Regions from separate parts of the Homo sapiens genome. Here region 1 is linked to region 2. A link is an interaction called in ENCODE POLR2A ChIA-PET data of the cell type or tissue named here. Cell type or tissue: PC-3. All regions are shown on one strand. Each heading gives the region's core, and the rest is flanking DNA. Links, peaks and the distances in the headings are about the cores only.

Evidence for each region. ChIA-PET counts read pairs that join two places held together with the same protein. Peaks named below come from ENCODE experiments on the same cell type or tissue, not always from the same donor. Only the 100,000 strongest peaks of a DNase experiment are listed, where the experiment ranks them.
Region 1: POLR2A ChIA-PET joins it to region 2 with 10 read pairs; 2 of 35 experiments call an interaction of 5 or more read pairs at or near these places.

What each region holds. Positions count from the first base shown.
Region 1 is chr15:45,937,194-45,949,761 of GRCh38, reverse strand. No RefSeq gene overlaps it. Among named protein-coding and RNA genes, the nearest start is that of SQOR, 310 kb to the right of the region's middle. RefSeq lists an enhancer at 903-1,649. In PC-3, for the core only: no CTCF peak of the experiment used is centred there; a DNase peak (open chromatin) is centred at 6,311; H3K27ac peaks cover 1,570 bases.
Region 2 is chr15:45,531,768-45,544,335 of GRCh38, reverse strand. SNORA41B (small nucleolar RNA, H/ACA box 41B) reads right to left here and starts at 7,085; the gene lies at 6,957-7,085. It also overlaps the pseudogene HMGN2P46. In PC-3, for the core only: no CTCF peak of the experiment used is centred there; no DNase peak of the experiment used is centred there; H3K27ac peaks cover 497 bases.

The DNA of each region.
Region 1 (12,568 bases), core at 3,089-11,088, 400 kb before region 2:
ATAAACAAGAGGAAAATGCAAACTCCCCACTGTATTGTGTTCTTTATAATACTAATGCCAAGGTTGTTCAGGCAGCACCAACATGAATCTGAGAGACCCTCAACTGATTCCCAGTTGCCGAGTCAGGAAATGCTTGACTGTGTTTCCCGGAGTTCTGAATGCCTTAAAACAGAAGCCATTTTCCTTACAGGAGAGACAGGATGGAATCTTTCTCTCAATTGAGTTATATTTTTCCTTGCAGACACCAAAGCAGTGCTGCTTATGCTCAAAGATCTCTGAGTTTTTTACGTGAAACTACCGTTTTTACCTACAGTTCACCTATCTTGCACAGAACTAGGAGTCAAGAGGCAAATCCAGGTGATTGCCAGGATAGGACGCCCGGGAGGGATTACTCCTTCCCTCAGGTGACTCCAGATTAGTTACTGGTCAGAGACAAACATCCTTCCTGGGAGGCTCCCATGACATCTGTGTAATAAATTCGGGTAGGTGTGTCTATTAGTCCGTTCTCACACTGCTATAAAGAACTACCTGAGACTGGGTAACTTATGAAGAAAACAGGTTTAATTGACTCACTGTTCCGCAGGCTGTACAGGAAGCATGGCTGTGAGGCCCCAGGAAACTTACAATTATGGCAGACGGTGAAGGGGAAGCAGTCACATCTTACCATGGCAGAGCCGGAGAGAGAGTGAAGGGGGTTGTGCCCTACACTTTTAAACCATCAGATCTCGTGAGAACTCACTCACTATTATGAGAACAACATGGGGAAAATCTGCCCCCATGATCCAATCACCTCCACCCAGGTCCCTCCCCCAACATTGGGAATTACAATTCAGCATAATATTTGGATGGGGACACAGAGCCAAACCATATCAGTGTGCTTCCTCAGTTATGTTCACATGATGGACACAAATTATGCATAAACTGTACTCACCATCCCCCACTCACACCACCACAAAGAGAAGGGTTATCACTTAGTTTTGCTGTCGAGTTCACAAACAAGATATACAAACTTTGCTAACTGCAAATAATCTGGAAAAAGTTTAAGGCAGAGAATATATGAGAGTTGAATCGAGTTATTCAAATATGTTTCACATGTGCGCTGGAGCCTACTGGCTATTTGCTTTCTGGTTCTTTCAGATGTATAGCTTCCTCCATTTCCTTGAATTTTCTCATTCCTCTCAAAACCAGCAGGAGAGCCATTGCTTTGTGTATCTGGTTTTTAAAAGACTCCTTTCTTGCCTTTGACATGGTTACTGCGGTTTCCTAGTCAGGCTTTGAACTGACTTTTCACATGAGCAATGAGATGCTGTGTCCCTTTGAAAAAATATGCTCTCTTTCAAATTACTGCAGTAGCTCTCAGACTCTAGTGTACACTAGAATCACCTGGGGGTGCTCGTTAAAACAGACTGCTGGGCTCCATCCCCACAGTTTCTCATTGAGTAGGTCTGGGGTGGGGCCAGGCAATTTGCATTTCTAACACATTCCCGAGTGACACTAAGGCTGCTGGTCTAGCACTACACTTTTAGAACTACTGCTATAAACCAGCATCAAGTTCCTATGGGTTTCTGAGCCAAGTGGTATGTCACAATCAACACACAAATGGCATCAGGAAGCTAGCATAAGGCATATGCTTGGCTTGTGCATATTTGGTCCCCTCAGAAAGTGTCTCACCTTGAGCCTTCACTTCCTAAGGCACTGTTTCCATGTCTCCTGCCGCCTTTTGTATATGCTGGCTTTGGTGGTGAGAATTAGAAAAGGATCCTTCAGTAGACTTTTCAGATGCCTACCCAATTATCACCCCTCTTCATCTGTTGAACCCAGTGGCTTGAAAAATCTTTAAAACAAAGCTTTAGTGCTGTTTTCAACAAGCTTTACAAAATACAAAATAGCAGACTGCCAGAACAGCCAGACTAAAGTGACAGTAGGTCCCTGGCATCTGCAGGGTCAAAGTGCCTCATTGTCCTACCCAATTTAGTCACTGTTGAGCTCTCCTCATACCTAAGGGGTTACCCAGAACCCCTTAAGGGTTGTTAGAAAACTACTTGTAAAAATAAAGTTTGGATTCAAACTTGGCTTTTTTCAGTTTATCCTAGCAGCCACGACTTTTTAAATAAATTTTAAAACCCCATTTAGTCTCTGAGTAATTGTAACTATATGTTGAGATAAACATCTAGACAATACAGAAATGTTTATTTTTCAAGCAGCAGACATTTATGCTTTGCTCTTGTCCAATTAAACCAAAGGTTTAATGATGTAAATGTGGTCTGGGGCTAAGATCCAATGGAGGGACAATTACAAAACTGCACTATTTTTTAAAAATCACCTTCTAAGTAACCTGGAGAATAGACTTAGTGCTTGAACTACAGGAATCTAGGAAAAGGTGATAGTGTAGAGTTGAGAAATTCTGGCATGATATGATGTCATGTATGTATAAAGCCTTATATTGAGAAAAAAGAGACCAGGCATGTGAAAGAACATTGTGCAACCCATTTGCCTGCGGCAGCCATCTTTGCTGGGACAGGTTCATAGATGCTGTAGATGATTTGCAGATGCTGACTGAGGTTTTCCAAAAGATCCTCTTTCTTTCAGCATCTTCTCTGAAACTATAACTGAATCAAAGACTTACAATATGTTCAACATTCAACAAATATTTATCTAGAATCCACTATGTGCCAAGCACTTAATTAAAACAATACACATACTAACATTTGTTACCACTTAATTTATGTTTTATTGAAAATTCTCTGTTTTACTAGAAAGCCATTCTCCGCCATGACACAATATATCCATGTAACAAATAAGCATTTTATCCCCTGGATCTAAAATAAAAACATTTGTAAAATAAAAAATAAAATTTTCTCTGTTCACCTTAGATTTTAGCACTAGAAGAGTCATTCTAGGCAAATCTAGAACAAGCGCTAGACTACTCACAAACTATCACCTGGGGGAAATCAACCGGAGTTTCTGCTGTCAAACAAAAGACCAGCTGTACCCCACCAGCAGTTCCCAACCTTGAGCACACATCAGAATCTCCCACAGGACTCATTAAACACAGACTACTGGGCTCCAGACCCAAGTTTCTGATTCGGTAAGTCTGGGGTGGGGCCTGCGAATTTGCATTTCTAATAAGTTCCCAGGTGATGCTGATGCTGCTTGGTCCAGGTACCATACTTTGCCTAGAATATAATGATTATTGTCTATAAGTTCTCTGTCTTGCTGGGATGCCCCTTTCCAGGCCCAAGAGCAGAACATTTTTGGGTTTGGGTTTGTTTTTGTTTTGTGTGTGGCTGTTGATGTTTTCAGGTTGCAAGTGTCTTCAGCTCTAAGTCTGTATATGAGTCAAAAAGAAAACTAGGGAACTCATCATTCCCTAAGGAGTCATTCTTGAGCTCTCTAGTCAGCCTCCCTTCTTTTTCTACCCTTCAGAGTCTCATGTTTGCTTTCTCTAAAAATGTGCAGGCTTAATGCTAAGTGAAGTAAGCCAGACACAGAAAGACACATACTGTATTATCTCACTGATTTGCAGAATCTTTAAAAAGTCAAACTTAAAGAAATAGAGAGTAGAATGGTGGTTGTCAGGGCTTGGGGATGGGTAGTGCAGAATGGGGAGATGTTGACCAGAGGGTACTAAGTTTCAGTTAGTAATAGATCTTGAAATACGTTTTCAAGATCTATTGCACAGCATGGTGACCATAGTTAATAATCATGTATATTTCAGATTTCTAAAAAAATACATTTTAAATGTTCTCACCACAAAGAAATACACATTTGAAGTGATGGACACATTAATTAGCTAGATATACTCATTCTACAATGTATATCAAAACATCACATTGGACCCATAAATATGTACAATTATTCATCGGTTTAAAATAAAAATTTAAAAAACTTGAAAATGAAAAACATCCAGGGTATTTATCTGTACTTACCAGGAGAATAGGGAAAAGGACATCTCCATCTTCCTGGAAGCAGAAGTTTCTGGACCGCACTTTGAGAACCACTCCATTAGATGATCTCTGCATCCCTTCCAGTTCTACCCTTTATCATTATACTTTTTTATTTATTTTTTCCTTTTCAGTTGACACATAATAATCATACATATTTATGAGATACAGAGCGATATTCTGATATATGTATACAATGTTTAATGTTCAAATCAGGGTAATTAGCATAACCATGCCCTGAAACATTTATCATTTCTTTGTGCTGTGAACATTCAAAATTCTCTTCTAGCTTTTTGTAAACATATATCATAGTTAGCCTTATTCACCCTACAGTAGTGCATAACACCAGAACTTATTCCTATCTGGCTGTCATTTTTTTGTCCATTAATCAATCTCTCCCTGTCCTCTCCTCCCCAATCCCCTTCCCAGCCTCTAATAACCACAATTCTACTCTCTACTTCCATGAGCTCAACTTTTTCAGCTTCCACATATGAGTGAGACGATATGATATTTATCTTTTGCTTAACATAAAGTGTTCCAGGCTCATTCACGTTGCCAAAAATCACAAGCTTTGATTCGTTTTATGGCTAAATGGTAGTCCATTGTGTATATATACCACATTTTCTTGTTATTATAATTTTTAAAGTGTCTCTGTGAATTCATGAAACACACGGTAGAGCAAACACTCAGCAACATAGAGAAGTGATAGGGCCGGCTCTCTGGGCCTCTCTGTATCCTTTCCTGTGTTCGGATTAGCACCAGATTGATTGGCACTATCAGGTGTGAGGTCTGAGGAGCATCTGCTAACTCCCAGCTGCCAAGCTTCACCTACCACACCTGTGCAGACCGTGCCTCCAAACAAGGATTCTGGTTTCCACTATTTGCTAACCTGAGGCCCATCCTCTGGGGCTTCTTTCTTTTTTTTTTTTTTTTTTTTTTTTTTTTTGAGACGGAGTCTCGCTGTCGCCCAGGCTGGAGTGCAGTGGCGCAATCTCGGCTCACTGCAGGCTCCGCCCCCTGGGGTTTACGCCATTCTCCTGCCTCAGCCTCCCGAGTAGCTGGGACTACAGGCGCCCGCCACCTCGCCCGGCTAATTTTTTGTATTTTTAGTAGAGACGGGGTTTCACCGTGTTAGCCAGGATGGTCTCGATCTCCTGACCTCGTGATCCACCCGCCTCGGCCTCCCAAAGTGCTGGGATTACAGGCGTGAGCCACCGCGCCCGGCCGGCTTCTTTCTTATCAGGACTGATCTGCTAAACCTTTCTATGAATGGTAAAGGTGAGTGCAAAGTGACCATCTACCTCCCAGAAAACAACTTTACAGGAACTTTATTCCTCCTTAACTCAGAGGAGAGATTAACGATGGTTTCGGGTATTTTGAATTGTCCTAGTCAAAACTGGCATCACTTCTTGCCTGGTTTTCACAGTGGCTTCCCAGCTGCTCTCCCCCATACACTGACATCCCCTTCTAATGGCCTTTCAGCCCCCCAAAATCTCGGTGACCTTCTCAAAATGAGATTCGCATGGCTTGCTTGGAACATGTTCATGATGTAGCTGTTAAAACAAATGGTGAAATACATGGTATGTCTGACATGGCCCTGCCCACTGGTCAGTCTCTTCTCATACCACTCTGTGTCCCCTGTGCTCAGACACAAAGACCTGGGTTGGCTTTCTCAACAGCTTCTTTGGCTCTATACTCCTTTCTACTACTGAGCTTTAGCTCTTAGTGCTCATTTTCCCTGAAATGCATTCCCTACTTAGCTAGTTAACTCGTACTCATTCTCCTTCAGATATAAAATCAAGGCTTTTCCTGATCACATAGGCCTGGCCATGCCCTGCTGTTACTCATTTATGCATTGATTTTCCTTCATAGCATCTGTAATCAAATCATCACAAAATTTGTTTCTTTATTATACATGTTATATCACCAGCACCTAGCACAATAGCTGGTACATATGGCATGTTCAATAAATCTCTTGAATGAAGTACATTTGAGCAGGAGAAACTTCCTCAGAAATATCACATCTTAATCACATGTGCTACAAAAAAAGAAAAAAATATATTTGTTTCACTTCAATAATGCCCAGCACAAAGTAGTCACTCAAACATACTGAAAGAGATCAATGATTTCCATATTTTATTTCATTTGCTAAAGAACTAACAGAGTGCTCAATACTCAACATAGCGGATTTTTGCCACTTACAAGAGCTCTGTGTAGAGACCTTGGCTAATCCCTCAACACATGAACAAACCCATAGCATATTATTTACTCCACAAAAGTGTGGTTCAGTGATGACAGATAAGCCTTTAACTCCTCATGCTTCAGTGAAATGACTGTTCCGCCTTCTGACTTTAAGTTGTATTTGCATAGAGACTCAGTCATGAGTTTCCTAGGCTTATCCCCAACCACAGATAACTGCTGGTTAAGCATTCACTAAAGTTTTGTCTTTTATTTGATGAGCCATTGTAGAGTGAACCAAAGCATTCACTGAAAATTTATGAGTCACTTTTTTTGTTCCATCGAGCGCATATGGTAAAGCTAGCTCTGGTCAAGGACAGAATGCTAGCTAAAAATAATTTGGAATAAATTAGACTGTTAAATTCAACCAAGAACCAACATTTTTTCACTTTGTCCAGAATCACAGACACCATAACGTGAATAGATATCTACCTAGAGCCTCACAGGTGCAAAATTCTTAAGAAGCTACAAGCCTCAGACTAAATCATAGTAATTATTTATATGTGAACAAAATCCCAGTTCACTTATTTAAGTGTAATTTGCACAAACTATACAACATCAGTTAAAATATATTTGCAGCTACTTTTTAAAGAAAACCTGTTTTGAGACATTGCATTTATAGAATTGAGCTAAAAGATTGTCAGATATTCATAGAACAAAAACGAATTTTATGTAATATAAAACACATGCAATATGACTACTGCAAGGGTAGTTATTCAAAGCTACATGTCAGTGAGCAAAACTGACTTGGACCACAAGCAACTTCAACCAATCAGAATTTTTAAAATGCCTAATCACAAATTGTCACAAAGCCAGAGAAATGTGTATGTGCCAACTATCAGAATTTAGTAACTAAGCTATAGTAGTAGCTGCTGTAGTGTCTCATAAACAACATAAGTCAATTGAAAAGTAAAAGCAATCAAAACATAGCTACCTAAAATTGGAAAAGAACATAATAAGGCCAGAAAGTTTGAACTGGGTCATGCAAAAAAAGGATGAAAGGCAATTTGAGAGAAATTACTTTGAACAAACTCAAGGATAGGTAACAGGTATCATTTTAAGTACCCAATTTGATGTCTTGGTGGAGACTGCCTAGAGAGGCTCAGAAGATTTGTGAGGCAGGGGCTGAATTTAGCAGGAAAGAAAAGCTAATCAACTTCCAATATCTGTCATGGGCTTGAAAGAAAAGGCTGGTGAGACACATGCCATATTTTGCTGACCTTAACCTAGGATCTCTCTGGTTTTAAAGCTACTTCTGACTCCTCCTTGTCTGAACCAGCAGAAGCAGTTGGCTTTATTTGGAGTGATATTTTTCTCACACACACACAAATTAAAGTTGTTTTTTCACTGTAACAAAATTTCTAGCTAAGGGAGCTAATGCATAGCAGACAGTCATATCCCACTGAGATGCAGCAAGGTTTACCAGGCAGCTAAGTGGCTTGCCGCTGCCCAGCACCTCACAACATGATCAGTTCTAGACCCTGCCTCAGCATTTTCCAAATTACTACACAGGCCTTTAGGGTCACTCACTATCAGTTAAAAGTGTGGTGGTTAAATGCATAAATGAGGCTCAGAACTTGGTTTATGCATGTGATTGTTTGCTTCTAGACATAGCCTTTGATACAAGTTGATAGTTTTAACTGGGAAAGTAGATATAGATGAATACACCTGTAAGTAATGCCAACTATGCAAATGTGAAGAAAAGAGCCCTTTATAACTGGGCCTTGAATGATTAGTAGAATTTTGAAAGCAGATTGGTGGTTTAAAAAAGTAAATATTTCAGCCTGAGCAGCCCTGAAGAAAATGTTTTTGATCTTAGTTCCTGCTGCTCTCTCCAAAGAGTCTCTGGGTACTTTACCAATAGCGTCATGCACCACATGACAATGTTTCAGTCAACAATGGACTGCATGTATACTGCATATACAACGGCAGTCCTATAAAACTATAATGGGGCTGAAAAAATCCTATCCCCTAGTGATACCACAGCCATCACACTGTCATATAGCACAATGCATTATTCACGGGTCTGCGGTGATGCTGCTGTCAGTAAACCTACTGCGCTGCCAGTCACATAATAGTACAGCACATACAACTATGTACAGTGTATAATACTTGACAATGATGATAAACTACTATGTTACTGGTTTATGTATTTACTATACTATACTTATTTTAAAGTGTCCTTCTACTTATTTGAAAAAAAAATTAAAAGTTACCTATAAAACAGCCTCAGGCAGGTCCTGCAGAAGGGATTCCAGAGGAAGGCATGGTTATCATAGGAGATGACAGCTCCATGCATGTTACCATTCCTGAAAACCTTCCAGTGGGACAGGTTGTGAAGGTGAAAGACAGTGATATTGATGATCCTGACCCTGTATAGGCCTAGGCTAATGTGTGTGCTTGTGTCTTAGTTTTCACCAAAAAAAGTGTAAAAAGTGAAAAAATATAAAATAAAAAATTTAAGAAATAGAAGAAAAGCTTATAGAATAAGAATATAAAGAAAAAATATATTTTAGTACAGCTACAAAATGTATTTTAAGTGAAGTATTATTACAAAAGATTCAAAGAGTTATTTTAAAAGTTTATAAAGTTACAGTAAAATAACATTGAATAAAGAAAAATTATTGTATAAATTAAGTGTAGCCAAGTATATAGTATTTATATTCTACAGTATTATACAGTGATGTTCTGGGTCTTCACATTCACTCACTGCTCACTCACTGACTCACCCAGAGCAAGTTCTAGTCCTGCAAGTTCCATTCATGGTAAGTGCCCTCTACAGGTGTATCATTTTTTATCTTTTATTTTGTATTTTTACCGTACCTTTTCTATGTTTAGATACACAGATGCTTACTATTATGTTACAAGTTGCCTTCAGTATTGACTACAGTAACATGCTGTACAGGTTTGTGGTCTAGGAACAATAGGCTATGCCATCTAGCCAAGACGTATAGTAGGCTATCCCATATAGGTTTGTGTTAGTACACTCTATCATGTTCACACAATGGCAAAATGACCTGATGACACATTTCTCAGAACATATCCCCATCAGTAAGTGACATATGACGGTACTACTAAAAGCTTGGTTTATGTTAACTCTACTCTTCTGCTTCCTGGCTGTGTGAATTAGTGGATGTCATCCTAGGATATGCTAGTGAGAGAAAAAGAAACTGCAGAGCTAGAAAACCACTGCTGTGGCCAATGATTCTCTTGCTCATTTTTCTTTTTATGGATTTATTTATTTTGACTTTTAGGTTTGGGGGTACACGTGAAGGTTTGTTATGTAGGTAAACTCGTGTCACAGGGGTTTATTGTATAGATTATTTCATCACCCAAGTATTAAACATAGTACCCAATAGTTATTTTTTCTGCTCCTCTGCCTCCTGCCACCCTCCACACTCAAGTAGACTCCAGTGTCTGTGGTTCCCTTCTTTATGTTCATGAGTTTTCATCATTCATCTCCCACTTGTAAGTGAGAACCTACAGTATTTGGTTTTCTGTTCCTGTGTTGGTTTGCTAAGGATAATGGCCTCCAGCTTCATTCATATTCCCACAAAAGACATGATCTTGTTCTTTTTATGGCACATACTATTTCATGCTATATATGTACTACATTTTCTTTACCCTGTCTGTCATTGATAGGCATTTATGTTGATTCCATGTCTTTGCTGTTGTGAACAGTGCTGCAATGAACATTCACATGTATGTGTCTTTATGTTAGAATGACTTATATTCTTCTGGGTGTATACCCAGTAATGGGATTGCTGGGTTGAATGGTAGTTCTGCTTTTAGCTCTTTGAGGAATCGCCATACTGCTTTCCACAGTGGTTGAACTAATTTACACTCCCACCAACAGTGTATAAGCGTTCCCTTTTCTCCACAACCTGCCAAGTTTTCTTGACTTCCACAGCGAGTGAAGCCATGAATGTGATGTACGGTGTACTGTGCTTCCCAGTATACTCAGGACAATGAAAAGGAATAGCACAAACTTAAAATATTAATGACAGGCCAGAGGCCCCTTTGCTGATTCAAGATTTAAGGCATTTTTTTTTTGGTTGGGTCAGGACACAAGGGCTTCAAGTGTTCCATGCCACAGAGAAATTTTTGAGTGATCTGCATTAGCCTTGCTAGTTAGAAAGACTCCCTGCCTAATCACAGATAGTTGCCCGGAGCAGCTCCCGCATGGATGACAAAAGGCCTCAAACCTGCTTGTGTGTGTCTGCTGTATGCTGAAGCAAATCCAGTGCTTGTGGCCAAGAAGAATGGGATGCAGTAAATTGCTTTAGTATGCTTCTCTGACCACAATCGGTAAGTTAATTTGATTAGTGACAATTTTAATGATCATATTTTCTATAAAAACATGGATTTTCGGGTAGCCTTTTGTGCTTTGCATTCATTTCTATTAAAATCTTGGCTAAGTGCACAGTTTGACGTTAAATAGTACCATCTTAAGACGGGTTCTACTGAAGCAGGGCCTGAGAAACGGACTCTTGTGCATTCAACTGATTTTTGAGGGAAGTTTCTTCAGGAGAAGGGACATCAGGGAAACAGAATAGGAAAGGGGAACAAAGCAAAGCTGGAGACCAGCTTCAGCCTGACCCCTGGGGAAGTTCTAGACAAATATGGCACCACAGAGTTAGTTGCACCTTGAGGGAAGAAGACTGGCCTTTGTACACATTTGCCAAAGTCATTAGCCAAGGTGGCTGGGTGTGATGGCTCACTCCTGTGTTCCCAGCACTTTGGGAGGCTGAGGTGGGTGGATCACTTGAGGTAAGGAGTTCAAGACCAGCCTGACCAATACGGTAAAACCCCATCTCTAAAAGCCCAGGAGGTAGAGGTTACAGTGAGCTGAGATCACACCATTGCACTCTAGCCTGGGCAACAGAGAGAAACTCTGTCTCAAAAAAATAAAAATAAAAATAAAAACAAAGTCATTAGCCAAAGTCAGTTCTCAATAGGGGATATCTGTGATAATTATCAACATTCAACAGCAGCTGGGGGATCTGAGTGGGACACCCACAACACCCACTATAGGAATTTTCATTGGCAACTGGTCACTTATGACTATTTTATTAACCAGCTGATTTCTCCTACTTTACCCTCCGCCTTTCTAGTTCAGGTGTTGACAATCTTTTACATAAAAGTACATATTTTAGGCTTTACAGGCCATATATCATCTCTGTCACAACTACTCAACTCTGCCGTTGTAGCACTAAAGCAGCTATAGATGATCCATAAACCAAAGAGCCTGCCTATGTTCTGATAAACAATAATATTAACAAAAACAGGCAGCAGATCAGATGTGGCCTGCAGCCGCTGACCCCTGCCTAGTCCATCTCCTGCCTCTCCACTTCCTGACGTATTTCCTTGACTACTCGTCTATGCTCTCTCTCAAACATAATCTCACATGTAACCACATGGAATTTTTCTCTTTAAGTCTGTACCTCCTCCTCTCCCTCTTCCCTATTGCCTCCTGGTCTTCTATTTTCTCTCCTATTCCTTTAGTTATCTTCTAACTCACCGGTATATCCATATATTCTAAAATGCAGTCCTGTCAGGCTGGTCTTCCAGACTACAGCAAAAACATTGTACCCACTACCCAGTAACAAATTCTGTACTCATTCCAAATGGCTGCAAGAATCCTGGGTCTTCTGTTTGTCTTTCTTCAGTTTAGCCATTTCTTTGGTAAAATGAAGATTGGTTCATGTTTTATCTGATATATTTTGAACAAGAAAAGGTATTGATTTTCAATCAATCTGGTTGCCCAAACTAACCTCATGCCCTCCTCAAGGTGGACCTAAGAACATTATATAATCAATATTCAGAAAAGCAATCAGACACAGCAGGTGGAGTTTTCTGTGAAGCAGAGATAAGTTTGTTTTCCATGTAGAAGGCTCTTTTATCCCCCCGCTTTTAAGGTTGCTTCAGTCTCCTAGAACCCACTTCTTCATGTGACTGCTCTAAAAGGAATAGTCTAAAATATCTTTCCACTGGCAGGAGGGATTCTGCCAGAGTGGGGGTCTCAGAGACAAGAAGGCATAGAGGCCCAGCAGAAATCTCTAGATTAATAGTCTTTATAGTTCTGTCTTAGTTAAGGCCAATTTGCCAAAGTAAGAAATCACTTGAGAGTGTAGCTGTGGCTACAAACTAGACAGTTGCTTTCATAGAAGAGGACCCAAAGCAGACATTCTTGGGGACGGGGCGGCAGCCATCACTGTAGCAGCTCGTAGAGATCTCAGATAAATCTCCTAGACTGACACCTGGGGCAGTAAAGCAGTTGGAGGTGGGGATATGCAGAAGGGTGATGGATACAGGAGACACATTCACTCAAAAACACCAAACTACAGGAGGCCGAGGCGGGCAGATCACAAGGTCAGGAGTTCGAG
Region 2 (12,568 bases), core at 1,544-9,543:
TGTTCTTACTTATAAGTGGAAGCTAAATGATGAGAACACATGAACACAAAGAGGGGAACAACACACACTTGGGCCCACTGGAAGGTGGAAGGTGGGAGCAGGGAGAGGATCAGGAAAAATAACTAGTGGGTAGTAGGCTTAATACCTAGGTGACAAAATAATCCATACAACAAACCCCCACGACAAGCGTTTACCTGTATAACAAACCTGCACGTGCACTCCTCAACTTAAAATAAAAGTTAAAAAAAAGAAAAATTTCAAACATACAAAAGTATTCTAGGTTTTTAAATAAGTAAAAGGAAAAAAGTGAAGAAAATAATATAATGAATATATATAAGGTATAATGAATAGTATGAAATACCCTATAACCATGTTCAATCATAATCAAGATTTTCCTACACTTGCTTCACTTTCTCCCACTTTTATAAACTAAACTATATAGCCAGGCGTGGTGGCTCACACCTGTAATCCCAGCACTTTGGGAGGCTGAGGTGGGTGGATCACCTGAGGTCGGGAGTTCGAGACCAGCCTGACCAATATGGAGAAACCCTGTTTCTACTAAAAATACAAAATTAGCCGGATGTGGTGGCACATGCCTGTAATCCCAGCTACTTGAGAGGCTGAGGCAGGAGAATCGCTTGAACCCGGGAGGCAGAGCTTGCGATGAGCCGAGATCACACCACTGCACTCCAGCCTGGGCAACAAGAGCGAAACTCCCTCTCAAAAAATATAAAAATAAAAAAAAAAATAAAAATAAAAAAACTAAACTATATTAAAGAAAATCCTAGACCCCTCCCCACTGCCATGGTGTAAATGTTTCTGTCCCCCAAAATTCATATGTTGAAATCCTACCCCACCCAGATGATATTAGCAGGTGGAGCCTTTTTGGAGACGATTAAGTCATGGAGACAGAGCCCTCATGAGATAAGTGCCAAGACCCCAAGAGGCCCCTAGCCCCTTATACCATGTGAGGACAGAGGGAGAACACAGCCATCTCTTAAGCAGGAACCAGGCCCTCACCAGACATGGAATCTGCTGGCACCTGGATCTTGGACTTTTCAGCCTCTAGAAATGTGAGCAAAAAATTCCTGTTGTTTCTAAGCCACCAAGCATATGGTATTTTGTTGTAGCAGCCCAGGCTGACCGAGATAACCATTCACTTTAGTGTGGATCTCTAAAACATATGAACACTTTCTTGCATACTCACAATATTTTCCTTTGTATTTACTAGTTTTCGTAAGCTAGGTTAGTGGGAGATGAAGGCACTCTCAGGCTGTTAATAAAATCAAGTTTCAGACTCTGATTTCACAATGAACTTACCAAAGTAAAGGCCACTTTGTGAGGACTCTTCTAATCACCAGGATTCCTCTGTCTGAACATGTTTTAAGGATTGAACAACAATCCAGGCCCCCCTTGCTTTTCACATGTACAAGTCTATACACACTTGTGTGCAAATGCATTCACCATGCACACTGATATGGTTTGGCTCTGTGTTCCCATCCAAATCTCACCCCATTATCCCCACATGTCAAGGACAGGACCAGGTGGAGGTAATTGGATCATGGGGGCAGTTTCCCCCATGCTGTTCTCATGATAGTGAATGAATTCTCATGACATCTCATGGTTGCATTAAGCATCTGGCATTTCCCCTGCTTGCACTCACTCCATCCTGTTGCCCTGTGAAGAAGGCACTTGCTTTTTGCCTTCTACCATGACTGCAAGTTTCCTGAGGCCTCCCAAGCAATGTGGAACTGAAAGTCAATTACACTTCTTTCCTTCATAAATTTCCCAGTCTTGGGCATTTCTTCATAGCAGTGTGAGAACAGACTAATACACACACACAAACACATGCAAAACCAAGGGAAAAAATGAAGTAGGCTGGGCCCGGTGGCTCACGCCTGTAATCCCAGCACTTTGGGAGGCTGAGGCCGGTGGATCACCTGAGGTCAGGAGTTTGAGACCAGCCTGGCCAACATGGTGAAACCCTGTCTCTACTAAAAATACAAAAAATCAGCTGAGTGTGGTGGCGCATGCCTGTAATCCCAGCTACTCAGGAGGCTGAGGCAGGAGGATCGCTTGAACCCAGGAGGCGGAGGTTTCAGTGAGCGGAGGGAGATCACACCATTGCACTCCAGCTTGGGCAACAAGAACAAAACTGCGTCTCAAAAAAAAAAAAAAAAAAAGAAGTAAACCCCTTCTTAAGCCCAGTAAATCAGTTTAAATCTTTTAAAAAGCATAACTTGAATCTACTGTCACAATTCTGGTAGGCTGTTGAGATGAGTGGATATGCTACCTACACAGAGAACACAAAATGCAAAGGTTAACATCTATGCTGGCCAATTTTTTTTTTTTTTTTTTTTTTTGAGATGGTCTCGCTCTCAGGACCTGATTAGAGTCAGAAACTTGATTTTTTTTGGCAGCCTGAGAGAGCCTTTATCTTCCACTAACCTAGCCTGCAGTGAGCTATAATCATGCCAGGCTGGAGTGCAGTGACTCAGTCATAGCTCACTGCAGCCTCAACCTCCCAGGCTCAAGTGATTCTCCTGCCTCAGCCTCCCAAGTAGCTGGGACTACCACATCCATATGCTGCACCACCATGTCCATATGCTGGCCAATTTCTAAAAGTGGCTTCAAAAAGAGTAAATAGAACATCAGAGATATAGGAAAACATCAGCTTCTGGAGAAGGGAACTGAAAAGCATAAGGTACCACAAACAGGCAGTATTTCATGCCAGGGCAAAATTCTGCTGGTTTTGCCTTATCATTCCTATCTTGCTGTGTAAGAATCTCAATATCTTCCCCTGCCTTCCTCCATCATACTCATGTGCCCAGGGGAATGACTTCACAGGAAGTTCCTTCCTTTCCCTTCCTTTCTCTTCTTCATCCCTACCCTAACCCCCCAACCCGCCAAATGCCTCTTCCACTAACTCCACAATGTCTTGATTTTAAAAACTAGGGACACATTTCTTTGGTCTAAGACATGTTTAGCACATAGCATAGCATCTGGCATACAGACTCTTTTTTTTTTTTTTGAGACAGAGTTTCACTCTTGTTGCCGAGGCTGGTGTGCAATGGCACGATCTCAGCTCACTACAACCTCCACCTCCCGGGTTCAAGCGATTCTCCTGCCTCAGCCTCCTGAGTAGCTAGGATTACAGGCATGTGCCACCACACCCGGCTAATTTTGTATTTTTAGTAGAGACGGGGTTTCTCCATGTTGGTCAGGCTGGTCTTGAACTCCCTACCTTAGGTGATCCGCTGGCCTCGGCCTCCCAAAGTGCTGGGATTACAGGCATGAGCCACCACCCCCGGTCAGTATACAGACTCTTAAGGAATATTGAATGGATGGGTGGATGGATAGATGGATGGATGATTACTGTTTTCAATACAAGGATAATACTTCAAGACCTACCCAACTTCTGATGGAAGTGCAACATGACACTGAGGGGCCATTGGCAAAATTGGGTAACTGGTCATAACAACTGGCTGTATACTCAGGAGGTTGGAAAAGCAAAAATATGACATACATACCCTCCCCACCACCATTATGAACCAACAAGCCTAAGAAAGGAGGAAAAAGGTCAGAGTGAAAAGACAATGGGCACCTGACTCATACAAACCTGATGCAAATCTTGATTCCTAACTGTGTGACTTAGAACAAAATATTTATAAAATTTCATTTATTCCATGTACACAATGGGAACAATAGTGTCTACTATGAAGGATTGTTATAAGGATTATATTAAATAGTGGGCTGGGCGTGGTGGCCCACACCTGTAATCCCAACACTTTGGGAGGCCAATGTGGGTGGATCACTTGAGGCCAGGAGTTCAAGACCAGCCTGGTCAACATGGCAAAACCCTGTCTCTACTAAAAATACAAAAAAAATGAGCCAGGTGTGGTGGCGCATGCCTGTAATCCCAGCTAATCAGGAGGCTGATGCCCAGGAATCCCTTGGACCCGGGTGGTGGAGGTTGTAGTGAGCCCAGATTGTGCCACTGCACTCCAGCCTGGGTGACAGAGTGAGACTCTGTCTCAAAAAAAAATAATAATAATAATTAATTAAATAGTGTGTGTAAGGTTCCTAGCACAGTGGGCTCAAAATATTATAATTTTTATTACATGACAATATTTATTATCATTTAGAAATTTATAAAGGGAATCTGGAAAATTATGGTTCATTTGTGAAATAGGCAAGCTAAATAAATAAAATTAATTTCAGAGAAGACTGTCAAGATGATATCTTTAAAGAGAAAATCTGACAAATTTCTGTGAGGTTTTTACATGTTTAAGTGGTTAAAAAAATGGAAAAGTAGATAAACAACAGCTTAGTATTACTCACCTAGAAGCCTTAATAAAACCTTGGACAGGTTTCCAAAGGACAGGCTAATAATAAAAGTTGCGTGAAAGTGGAATGTTTTGTGAGGCAATAAGGAACTAGCTCAGAAGCAAAAATAATGGGTGGGCCTGTTGATTCAAGGTAGGGGAGGGAACTAGAGGCCCAAGTGACAGTTCCTGGGAAGGCAGTGGATATATGAAGGGCACGGTAGTCACATCTCTAATTCTGGATTTCTCGATGGAAACTGTGCAGTTCTCAACAGAAAGATGGAGTCCTGTGCACTTGGGGGAATCTGGGCAAGTGATACTTGGGTGTCAGGCACCCACAGAATGGACCTCAATAATAGGAAGGGAGAAGGAGACTAATGTTAATCTAGTAGTGACTAGATCAGGCCATGTGCCAGGCACATTATCTCATTTAAGTCACCATAACCCGACACTAGTTATGTTATTACCTCCATTTTACACAGAAGGACACTGAGGCTCAAAGAGATCTTATAATTCATCTAAGTTCACTCTGCTAGTAAAGGGAGGGAACTCTCATAGGCATCAATGCCCCAGGCAGCAGGCTGTGGCCTACTGGGTTGCTTGCTGACCACCTAACTCTGTGCCAGGCACAGTGCCAGGTGCAGAAGATACAGTGGTGTGCAAAGATACAGTCCCTCACTCTCTTGGAGCTTAGAGTCTAATGAGAGTTAGTAGCAGCCATTAGTCAAATAATGCCACTAATGAAGATAACATTACAAAGTGAAACATGTAACAAATTGACTCATCTAGACTTTGGGGCATGATGGGTGCCATGCAGGAGAGTGGCTCTAGAGAGCTTACCTAATTAACTAGCTAAAAGAATGATGAAGAAAGGTATTCCAAGTGGAAGCTGCACATGAAAAGGCCTGTGCTCAGAACCCCAGAAAACACAAGTTTACTGCAGCTACACTACAGCTCAGAGGAAAGAGGCAAGTGCCTGAGCTAAGCGTGGAGGCATGGAAGAGGTTGGAGACACAATCAGATTTCCATTTTGAAAGGTCCAGTGTATTTTCACAGGAGCCACTAAGATGCTTGAACAGCCACAAGCAAGCATTCTGGTGGGTTCCGGGGCCCCAGCTATACCTGGCCCAAATGAAGGCAGTTGGGTGGTATAAATACTGCTGCCTTAATAGTACATTTGAGGGCCGGGCACCGTGGCTTATGCCTGTAATCCCAGCACTTTGACAGGCTGAGGCGGGTCCATCACTTGAGGTTAGGAGTTCGAGACCAGCCTGGCCAACATGGTGAAACCTGTCTCTACTGAAAATACAAAAATTAGCCAAGGATGGTGGTGGGTGCCTGTAGTCCCAGCTACTTGGGAGGCTACTTGTGAGGGCAATAGGGTGAGAGTCTGTCTCAAAAAAATAAAAAATAAATAATAAATAAAAGAAAATAGGCCAGGTGCTGTGGCTCACGCCTGTAATCCCAGCACTTTGGGAGGCTGAGGTGGGTGGATCACGAGGTCAGGAGTTCAAGACCAGTCTGGCCAATATAGTGAAACCCTGTCTCTACTAAAAATACAAAAATTAGCCAGGCATGGTGGCTGTAATCCCATACCATGGGCACCTGTAATCCCAGCTACTTGGGAGGCTGAGGTAGAGAACTGCTTGAACCCAGGAGGCGGAGGTTGCAGTGAGCCGAGGTAGCGCTACCTGGGCTCACTGCACTCCAGCCTGGGCAACAGAGTGAGACTCCGTCTCAAAATAAGTAAATAAATACATAAATAAATTTTTAAAAACAGTATATTGGGAAGTGAGGATTGATGAAACCAAGAGCCTAAGTCTCAGGCATCTGTGCTAGGAAAGGACATACTAACATGTGTAAATGATCTGGAGGACAGCCTATGCGATAAAACCTCTAACAACACTTCTACGCAGATAGGTCTAGATCAGGGGTCAGCAAATGCTGGGCCAAATCGCGCCAGTGCCTGTTTTTGTACAGCCTGCAAACTAAGAGTGGTTTTTACATTTTTAAGTGGTTGAAAACAATGGAAAGAAAACTAATATTTTGTGACACATTAAAATTATATGAAAGTCACATCCCAGTTTCCATAAATAAAGTTTTATTGGAACACGGCCATGCTCATTTGTTTATTCTCTTTGGCTGCTGCTACAACAGCAGAGTGACTGACTGACACCTGAGGATTGCTGCAAAGCTAAAATTATTATTATTATTATTATTTTTGAGACGGAGTCTTGCTGTGTCGCCCAGGCTGGAGTGCAGTGGAGCGACCTCAGCTCACTGCAAGCTCCGTCTCCCGGGTTTACACCATTCTCCTGCCTCAGCCTCCCAAGTAGCTGGGACTACAGGCACCTGCCACCACGCCCGGCTAATTTTTTGTATTTTTAGTAGAGATGGGGTTTCACCGTGTTAGCCAGGATGGTCTCGATCTCCTGACCTCGAGATCTGCCCACCTCGGCCTCCCAAAGTGCTGGGATTACAGGCGTGAGCCACCGCGCCTGGCCTAAAATTATTATTTTTTAAAAAGAACAAGAAGCAGCATTATTCAAATACTGAATTATATTTTTTTCCAAGTCTTCTTAATTTGTTTTGAAATGGATCATCTCCTGCCAAACAAAACTACAGAATACATCTTGTGTCTGTCACACATATGCCTACTCTCTGTTTTGCTAAGAAAGAGGTGTTTAATCCTCTTTTCTTTCCCACAGAGAAATGCAACAACTGCTACCATAAGAAGAGCTGCAGACCAATAGTGGTGGAAGTGAAATTATTTATTATCTGGCCTTTACAGAAAACGTTTGCCAATTCCTGAGCTAGATAATCAGAAGAGCCTATAAATCTGACCATGTGATCTGACAATTGACAAATGAGCTCTCGTGGGAGCAAGTGCAAAATAATGCACTTTGAGATAAAAATATCCAAACTATTTACAAAAGGAAGACAGGCCTATGAGCTTTGAGGTCACAACTCAGGACTAAACACAACTGGGAGGATTAAAGGCAGCTAGAGTAGTAGTACGTGAATGTCCTCCCCTAAATTATAACAATCAGTACACAGTAGAGGGGGTTGGTTATCTGTGGGCCTCACCTGATGTGGGCCTGGGGAAAAATTTCCAGGAAAACTAAACTAGGATTTTCCATTTTCACTTAAAAATTACACATAGGAAGAGGCAGAGGTTGCAGTGACCCCAAATGATGCCACTGCACTCCAGCCTGGGCAGCAGAGCAAGACCCTGTCTCCAACCAACCAACCTTTTTCTCCTTTCAAAACTTTTGTTCTAGGCTGGGTGCGGTGGCTCACGTCTGTAATCCCAGCACTTTGGAAGGCCAAGGCAGGCGGATCGCCTGAGGTCAGGAGTTCAAGACCAGCCTGGCCAACATGGTGAAACCCCGTCTCTACAAAAATACAAAAATTAGCCAGGCATGATGGTGAGTGCCTGTAATCCCAGCTACTTGGGAGCCTGGAGTGGAAGAATCACTTGAACCCGGGAGGTGGAAGTTGCAGTGAGCCAAGATCGTGCCATTGCACTCCAGCCTAGGTGACAGAGGGAGACTCTGTCTCAACAAACAAACAAACACACAAAAACCTTTGTTCTAGCTCTAAGGCAACTTGGCTTCTCATATCACTGGTCCTGTGAAGGGGGCCATGCAGGGAAATGGCAAAGGTATATCCCCCAGGATTATGAAGATAACCACAACAGTGATCTGCTGAGTCTCTTAACGGCAGTTGTTTAGCATGCATTAGCTTCCCCAGCCTGACCCACAGGTGTCATTTCCACACCTGCAAAGCTGCAGAACTGACCTGGGACCTTGATGGCTCTAGCAGGGTTCTGACCATGGGGGCCCTGCCTGGATGTGGCTGGCCTCCCTCTTGGACAACTCTGACCTCTTCCATTTTCATGTAACAGGAGTCACATCCGGAGTTCCCTGAGAAGACATAACCCAGACCAGTGTGCTGCAGGGCCCAAAAGGAACAAGGTGTCTTTCCCAAATAAGATTCTCTCCCCACCCAGAAAAGACTCCACCAATATCAGGGTCCCAGAACCTAGTCTAATGCCCAGGTAAATTAGTCCTAGTAAACTGAAAGTCCCATGTCCTGGGAACCCCCCTCACTTCCAAGCAAACCAAGTTGGTCACCTGCCAGACAGGTTCCTCATTTACAATAGGCCTCTTATCCTACTGTTCCCCAGGGCTCACCTGGGGCTGCTCCACAGTTTCTGCTGCCCCAAGCCCAGCACTCAGAATATTCAGAGCTGCTCCTTCTTGGGAAGGGTAGAGGACAGCATGGGCTGAGGGGGTCACTGGGGACAAGATTGGGATCAGAGAAGATCAGGAGACTAAGGAGAAGGGGTTCCCAAGGAGCCCCAGCTGTTAGAGAGTTGGATCTAAGACTCTGTCTTTAATGCCTGCTTGTGCTTCTGTTCATACAATGCGGATTAAACAGTTACCGGAATCAGGAAAGTTTTTCAGTATTTACATTGTTTAGGGATAAGGAAGAACTACTAAAGGGAAGGCTGCCTTAAATCCTATTGCAAATGAGCAGAATGTAAATTATTCAAATATAAATAACAAAAAGGAGGGTAAAACTGTTGGTCACTATAAAATAGCTGTAATAACTGCAGTAATTTATATTTAATTACCATGTGGCATAGGGATTATGAGACACTGCGTCATGCATATCATACACCAAGCTCTTTGTGATAAGGGCAACAAATTCTGCTCCATTGTGTGTGCTCTTGGGGTCAGCTTAAAATCACTAAAGATAAAATTTGGCTTAGTCTTGGGATTTGCTTCAGGGAACACAGGCAGTTCAACAGCAGGTGAACTTGTTACATTTGATTCTGGGAGGACCAACATAAAGATACCCCAAAAAAAATTAATGTCATCTTTATTTGTAAGGGAATTCTGGAAAAAGTTCAAAGTACTTTGCAGATTTTAATCTAATTAATTCTCACAATGACCCCTCAAAGGAGTTTATACAATGGCCCTCATTGTTTGAAGCCACAAGTTACTAGAGGCCACAAAAGAGTCACTTTGTCTGCAGTTGCTTCTTTGTCCTGGCTTGATTCGTAAATGTTATAATGTTCTTTGAAATAGATATAGTATAAATATGAACTAAGAGTGTATTAATAATCACTGATCTTATAAGACACATTGATATCACCACTTGAAAAAATTCCTTAGAAATGGCCTTACACTCCAGCTTAAAGAAATAGAAATGTTTATGTTAAAGGAGAATTTAAGGTTATGGATAAACTCTCTATGATTAAAATATTTGCGTATATTTGTCCATGAGTATTTACTGGGTTCCTGCTGCAAGTATGAGATCAGGTGCTATGGCTGCAAAAACAGCTTAGGATAGGAATGAAGTAACAATGTGTGGTGGAGTTCTAAATAAGTTCGAAATAAGTCAGAATGCGTCATTAATAAACCAAGGACTGGGTTTAGCAATCCTAAGAAGAGACGAATGTAAGTGGAAAATTCTTTCTTTTTTGAGACAGAGTCTTGTTCTATCGCCCAGGCTGGAGTGCAGTGGCGTGATCTCGGCTCACTGCAACCTATGCCTTCCAGGTTCAAGTGATTCTCATGCCTCAGCCTTCCGAGTAGCTGGAATTACAGGCGTGCACCACCACACCCGGCTAATTTTTTTGTATTTTTAGTAGAGATGGGGTTTTACCACATTGGCCAGGCTGATCTTGAATTCCTGGCCTCAAGTGATCTGTCTGCCTTGGCCTCCCAAAGTGCTGGGATTACAGGGGTGAGCCACCACCCCCGACTGAGAATTCTTGATGATTAGCATTTGTCCATACCCTTGCTTTGTAGTTTAGTTCAGGTGGCATGGTCTTTAATGTCTCTTTCTGGTAAAGCGGTAAAGGAAGATGCTTTCACATACAAAATCTTGTTTGATTCTTACAGTGTCCCAATGAAATAGGTAAGACAAACATTATTTTCCACTTTTTACAGACAAGAAAATAAGCTGAACAATTATTAATATTACACTGCTAGGGGTCACAGTGAACGGATTACAAAATTAGATGCTGAATCAGTTTCTCTGAGTTCTCTTGTGGTGCTCCTGTCTACGATGAAACTCCCAATGTATTTCCAAGTTCAGCCTTCCACCCTCAACTTTAAGCTCCTCTAGCCCAGCCACCGCCTCAGACTCTGGGGCTGGTATCCTAACTCCCAAAACCCCTTCTCATCTTGGACCTCCTATTCCTGCTAATTTCAGCCAGATATGCTTAGAGAAATCCATAGGAACATTTACTTTAAAACTAAGGGTCTCAGTTTGGCCGGGCGCAGTGGATCATGCCTATAGTCCTAGCGCTTTGGGAGGCCAAGGCAGGCAGATCACCTGAGGTCAGGCATTCGAGACCAGCCTAGCCAACATGGTGAAACCCCATCTCTACTAAAAATACAGAAATTAGCAGGCATGATGGCACATGCCTGTAGTCTCAGCTACTTGGGAGGCTGAGGCAGGAGAATCGCTTGAACCCAGAAGGTGGAGGTTGCAGTGAGCCGAGATTGCACCAATGCACTCCAGCCCAGGCAACAAGAGCAAAACTCTGTCTCAAAACAAAACAAAACAAAACAAACAAAAAAAAAAAACTAAGGGAAAGCAAAAAACAAAGCTATGAGAACAATGAACTTGACTAAATTTCGGTTTTGGCTGGCAGGTTGGTTTGCCTTACGGGGTAGATGGGCTCTTGACCCTCTCCTTTATCTCCTCCCTGTCCAAAAGGGGGCCTTTGCCATCCTTGGGCAATTCTCTTATCTATTTTGGGTCCTTCTCCTTCTCTTTCTCCTCCCTGAGAGGAGGTATTAAATTGAAACTCCAGCCACTCTGTCAGAGGCATTTAAACCAGAGCAACTCCATCTTGAATAGGGGCTGGGTAAAATAAGGCTGAGACATACCGGGTTACATTCCCAGACAGTTAAGGCATTCTGAGTCACAGAATGACATAGGAGGTCGGCACAAGATACAGGTCATAAAAGACCTTGCTGATAAAACAGGTTGCAGTAAAGAAGCCGGCCAAAACCCACCAAAACCAATATGGGGATGACAGTGACCTCTGGTCATCCTCACTGCTACCCTCCCACCAGCATCATGACAGTTTACAAATGCCATGGCAACGTCAGGAAGTTACCCTACATGGTCTAAAATGGAGAGGCATTGCCCGACACGGCAGCTCATGCCTGTAATCCCAGCTCTTTGGGAGGCTGAGGCAGGTGGATCAAATGAGGCCAGGTGTTTGAGACCAGCCTGGCCAACATGGTGAAACCCCATCTCTACTAAAAAATACAAAAATTAGCCATCCTGAGCGACAGAATGAGACTCTGTCTAAAAAATAATAAATAATAAAAAGGGGAGGCATGAATAATCCACCCCTTGTTTAGCATATAATCAATAAATAACCATAAAAATGGGCAACCAGCAGCCCTCAAGGCTGCTCTGCCTATGGAGTCGCCATTCTTTATTCCTTTACTTTCTTAATAAACTTGCTTTCACTTTACTGTATGAACTCGTCTCAAATTCTTTCTTGTATGAGATCCAAGAACCCTCTCTTGGGGTCTGGATCAGGAATCCTTCCTGGTAACAACTCATAGAAGGAATAAACTATTACACTCACTGTAGTTGTGTATCACATCACTAACCCTTGTTCCACGCATTCAACAACTTTCATCCCCTCCTGAAGAAGATAAGGGGACACATTCTAAAACATCCTATAGGAATCTCCTACGGCCACATACTCCAATAGAGATGCATTCTTGGGATGGGGAATACGCAGAATTTGAACCTCAACCAAGTAGCATCTTCTCCCATATTTCACTTTTAAAAAACTTTTCCACTTTCTTTTTGCTCATTTTCAATGGGGATTTCACAGGATGATGCTGAAGTCTCAAGGTTCTGGCAAGTCATTGATATATGAAACAGGGATCTCTCCTGACATGCTTCAGAGTCTAGATGCTTTTCTATAGAGCATTCCATTTTTGGGCAGAAAGAAACTGAGCAGATAGTGTGGGGTAATGGTTAAGAGATTGAGCTCAGAAACAAAGCTAATCCAAATTGAGTTCTTGCTCTGTTTGCTAACTGCATGATCCTGACCAAGATACTTAACCTCCCTGAGACTCTATGTCTTCATCTACATAAAAAATAACAGCTTGGGGCACATGTCCTCAGGACCTCCTGAGGCTGTGTCAAAAGTAAAAAAAAAAAAGGAAAATAAAAATAAAAATAGCTGGCAT